Regions from separate parts of the Homo sapiens genome. Here region 1 is linked to region 2. The links are chromatin loops, found by intact Hi-C in ENCODE. Cell type or tissue: heart left ventricle. All regions are shown on one strand.

Region 1 (2,500 bases), 52 kb after region 2:
AGTAGCTGGGATAATAGGCATGGGCCACCATGCCCGGCTAATTTTTGTATTTTCTTTAGAGATGGGGTTTCACCATGTTGGCCAGGGTGGTCTCAAACTCCTGACCTCAAGTAGTCCACCCACCACTGAGGGGACGTTTGTTTTTTGAGAAAGGAAGTAACAACATCCACACACTATGTGCCTGGCACACAATCCAGTGCGGCAGTCTAGAAAATTCCTTGAGGGCAAGGGTAGTATCACATCCTACTTTGAATTCCCCACGACACAGGGCATAATACCCTAAACATAGGGTAGGGTGCCACTGCCTGAAGTCGGCTCTATTTCTGGTTTATTGGGTGTGATTAATGCGATGTAATGATAGCTTTGGGAAAGGTTTTCTCATGTCATGTACTGTATACAGGGACCAGCAAGTCACACACACCTCATCACAGCATATTCTTGGTAGATATTTGTGTTCAGGCACTGCTGTGTTGCTTTGTTTTTACTGGTATGCAAATCTACTAAACTGTTTTAAAAACTCCAAGGAACCTTTGCAGAATATCTTGAAGATAAAGCAGCAAAGATTTTAGAGTTATAGTCTAAGGAAAAATAGCTACACAGTAAAAACACAGTCACAGCAGTGCTGTATTTCAGTTTCATGTTTTTGCAGAGCATCTTGTAGTTCAGGCCAGGCGTATTTTTTTACTGCCAAAGAGTTTATTGTGCAAACCATTAGAATTCACTGAGAGGTAATGACCAAATTTTCTGTTTAATTTTACCTTCAAACATGGAAAATAATTTAGGCTCACAAAACATTTTCCCTGCTGCTTTGTTCTAATCCACTGTAATTAAGAGCCTCTAGGGCATGTTTCTTAGATTAAGGTTTTAAATGATATGTGATCCTAGGTAATGGCCTTCTTTCTGAAATACCAGCCCTAATGAAATACCAAACACCTTTAGGGTTTTGTGCTACAGCAGAAAAGCTGGGACATGTGTGTGTTTTTGCAGCAGGGTTGCTGATGGTAGGGTGCTGATGCAGTAGTGCTGGCCACCCCACCTTGCCCTGTTAAGATGCACATGTGAGCCACCATAATGGGGTGGGCTGGAGGCTGAGAGCGAGTGAGGCTGGGTCCCACAGGGGGAGGCAGCAGGGGAATTTTTCGCTCCACATGCCAGCTGCAGCTCCCTGCATGTGCCAACCCTCTGCCCTCCCCACCCTCCTCAGTAACCCACCCACCAAAGCACTTTCTTCCCACCGCAGGCTGGTTCGGTGGCCAGTAATGAAAACAGCACTTCCTGCATTGACTGCAAGGCATAGTTTAAAAAATTTTTTTTTCTGCCAGGTGCAGTGGCCCACACCTGTAATCCCAGCACTGCGGGAGGCCAAGACAGGTGGATCACTTGAGGTCAGGAGTTTGATACCAGCCTGGCCAACATGGTGAAACTACTAAAAATACAAAAATAAGAAGGGTGTGGTGGTGAGCACCTGTAATCCTAGCTACTAGGGAGGCTAAGGCAGGAGAATCGCTTGAACCCGGATGCCAGAGGTTGCAGTGAGCCAAGGTTGTGCCATTTCACTCCAGCCTGGGCAAGAGAGTGAGATTCCATCCCTGCCAAAAAAAAAAAAAAAAGAAAAAAAAAAGAAATTCCATCTTTTTAAGCTATTTTTGTCCAAGGCAATTTTCCTGATTTCCTATTTGTGAAAAGACACTGTGTTACTTATAATTATTCTGTTTCCATGTCACTAATATTTTTACCAGTCAGTTAATTCTGAACTATTTTTTTAAGTCAGGTATGTCATATGATGTAGACCATAGAAATGTTTTCTTAGATCAGTTATAAATCTTGAAAGATCCCAGTGAAGGTACTAACACATTCATGGTTTTCTTTAAACAGGGTCAGCACATGTCCATCATCTATGAGGAGACAAACACCCCACGGCCAGACCGGCTGCATCATGGACGAGTGCACGTGGTCGAGGTAAAGGAAGAGCAACCATAGGATGGTCCTTTCTGTTTTGTGACTTAATTATTTCAGACAATCATGATTTTTACTCATTTTAAGAATTGTAAAATATGGATTCTATTTATATAAATATGTTTATATATACAGGTTGAGCATCCTTAATCTGAAAATCCAAAATCCAAAATGCCCCAAAACGCAAACTATTTTGAGCACCAACATGACACTCAAAGGAAATGCTCACTGGAGCATTTCAGCTTTCAGATTTTCAGATTAGAAATTCTCAGTGGGTAAATACAATGCAAATGTTCCAAAATAGAAAAAAAATTCTGAAACTTGGATCACTTCTGGTCACAAACATTTCAGAGATACCCAACTTGTATAGATTCAAAACATGAATTATATAAAATGTGGAGTGTTTGATGCCCATGTGGCTTTCTTGGTACCATCTGTCCAGCCTTTTTACACTTTCTCTCCCATTTCACAATTAATTATCCATATCTTAAAAACCCCATGAGTCAGCCTGGGCAAGATGGCAAAACTCTGTCTGCACAAAAGC
Region 2 (2,500 bases):
TAAATAAGAGTGATTTTTAAATTTTCTTTCTCCTTATTTTCCAGTTTCTTTTTAACCACAAATGCGGATTACATGCATAACAAATAAATGAATAAAAATAAACAAAAGCAATTAGCAGACTGTTGAAATCAACCCAGTATTTTTTCCCCCTGGATACACTTAATTACTTTTCATGACCAAAATATGTTTCTGTGACAAGTCTTTGCTCACGCACAGGTTTGAAAACATGTCTTAATTCCAAGATGTCAAATGTTTGTTTGATTTTCATTCAAAGGGGTATTGCCAATGCAAGCTTCATGTTGAAGGTCCTACTTGTAGCCGCTGCAAACTGTTATATTGGAATCTGGACAAAGAAAACCCCAGTGGATGTTCAGGTAGGTTTCTTATATGTCATAATTTACTATATTATAATGTTCTCTTAATTTTCTCTGCCTCAGTGACTAAATCCACAAAAGAGCTATTTGTTGAATCACTTCAATTTGACAAGATTCTATGTAATGTTCTGATGTTTTCCCCCCACTTTTGACAGAATTTCTGTCACTTTCAAAATCTTAGCAAGGGATTTCTATCCTGTTTCTGTATGTATTTTGTTGTTTGAGAAGGCAGCTACTTGATAAATGGTTTTTATGTCCTTGTTTTTATAATTTACTTTTTCTGGTTTAATTTTAATTTTATGCTTATATCAGAGCCAGTATAAGGACTTAAAAACACCGAGTTAAGGATACTGAATAACCTTGAATAGAGTGTATTTTCATGCATGCATATCAGTAATGACCTCGGCATTGGAATCATTCAAAAATCCCATGATGTTGCAGCTTTTGTCATGAAGTAGCCATGAACTAGCTGTTACTTTTTGTAAATGGATAGTGTGGATTGGTCTGTTCTGCCAACTTCAGAAAGCAGTCTAATTTTAGGCCTCAGCGATGCAAACTCTCATTCTGTTGAACTGCGCTGGCAAGGCCAACTGCACACGTTGTGTTGCAGCTGTGTAATGTTCCCAGAGCCAGGAACTGTCTTTTGTGTCTCCCTTAGTTCAAGGATGCTCTCTTATCTCCACAGAATGCAAGTGCCATAAGGCGGGAACAGTGAGTGGAACTGGAGAGTGTAGGCAGGTAAAGTGGGCTGAGTTTTCATGTGACAACAGCAGAATGCTACAGCAACTGCTTGTGGGGTTTCTGGGGGCGTGTGTTAGTACTTCTGTCATTCTACAGTGCATGGTAATCCTTTCCAGATCCTGGCTACACTGCTTCCTATTATACAGTGAGGCAGTTTTCAATCTTGAAGATTAGTGAATTCTGTAATTATATCAAATGTTGTCATCTGGCTCACTGTTCTGCAGGGAGATGGTGACTGTCACTGCAAGTCCCATGTGGGTGGCGATTCCTGCGACACCTGTGAAGATGGATATTTTGCTTTGGAAAAGAGCAATTACTTTGGGTGTCAAGGTAAATAAGTCCATTGGGCCCTGAGCAAAGCACAGTGTTGATGGACAAAGATGGTCTAAATAACATTTCTTCTGAGTTTGTCATCTTCACGCAGACTTTCTGATGGAATGGCCCTGAAACATTCTGTCCAGGGAATTTGGCCAAACATTGATTACATTGAAACTAGTAAATTGCAAGTGGGGCTGTTTCTACTTCTCTTCTACCAGCACACTGTGGGTTTAATGATAAGAAACATAACTGGGATGGGAGGGCATCTGTTAGTTTTATAAATAACATCAATATTTAGTAATTTTAAAGATATATTTTATATTATCAAAAATGCTAGCATCAGATTTTTAGAGACAGTGTTGTGTTAAATAATGAAATTGCAGGACAGGTGCCCCGCAAGGCTACTCTTGAATCTCTCGCTCGGCCCCTGGTTATCACATGTTCTTTAGAACAGCACTGTTTCTGAAGCGCGTTTACTCCTGGGCTGCTGTTGTCTTTGCATTGGACAACAGCATTTGAGCTGGCTTATAGTAGCCGCCTCCAACTTAGAAGCAGACCTTTGGAAAGACACCATTTTAATTTTGTTTTTGTTTTTGTTTTGGTTTTGGTTTTGGTTTTTGTGGTTGAATCTGATTTCCAAGCGCGGACACACCATTTTGGTTTGGGAGTTTCCAAGATTTCAAACACTTGCCAGACAGATGTGGCAGAGGAAAGAAGGCAGGCACTGTGTCACTGGGATGGTCAGTTTTCCTTTCTTGTACAGCAGGGGAGGCGCTCAGTGTGGAGATGGTTTAAGGTATAACTGCTGCTGTTTCCTGGCTTTCAGGGTGTCAGTGTGACATTGGTGGGGCATTGTCCTCCATGTGCAGTGGGCCCTCGGGAGTGTGCCAGTGCCGAGAGCATGTCGTGGGAAAGGTGTGCCAGCGGTGAGTCTTCGGGAGGCTTCTTCCCATGTTCAGGGTGTGAAAGATGGTCTTAGACATTCCTGCCTGTGCTACAGCTCTGGAGAAGAGAGAAGCAGCCCTAAAGATCGAGGTCAGGGGAAGCTGTCCTATGTCAATTGAAAT

What was found. Peaks named below come from ENCODE experiments on the same cell type or tissue, not always from the same donor. Only the 100,000 strongest peaks of a DNase experiment are listed, where the experiment ranks them.
Region 1: it touches region 2 in a loop (8-fold over the local background); 17 of 110 quality-filtered maps call a loop at or near these places.

Annotation. Positions count from the first base shown.
Region 1 is chr18:23,865,959-23,868,458 of GRCh38, forward strand. It overlaps LAMA3 (laminin subunit alpha 3), which reads left to right. Exons shown (of 75, transcript NM_198129.4): 37 at 1,876-1,959. Among named protein-coding and RNA genes, the nearest start is that of LINC02958, 120 kb to the right of the region's middle. In heart left ventricle, no CTCF peak of the experiment used is centred here; no DNase peak of the experiment used is centred here.
Region 2 is chr18:23,814,129-23,816,628 of GRCh38, forward strand. LAMA3 (laminin subunit alpha 3) reads left to right here. Exons shown (of 75, transcript NM_198129.4): 15 at 275-374; 16 at 1,060-1,112; 17 at 1,340-1,445; 18 at 2,260-2,359. Among named protein-coding and RNA genes, the nearest start is that of LAMA3, 130 kb to the left of the region's middle. In heart left ventricle, no CTCF peak of the experiment used is centred here; a DNase peak (open chromatin) is centred at 953; H3K27ac peaks cover 837 bases.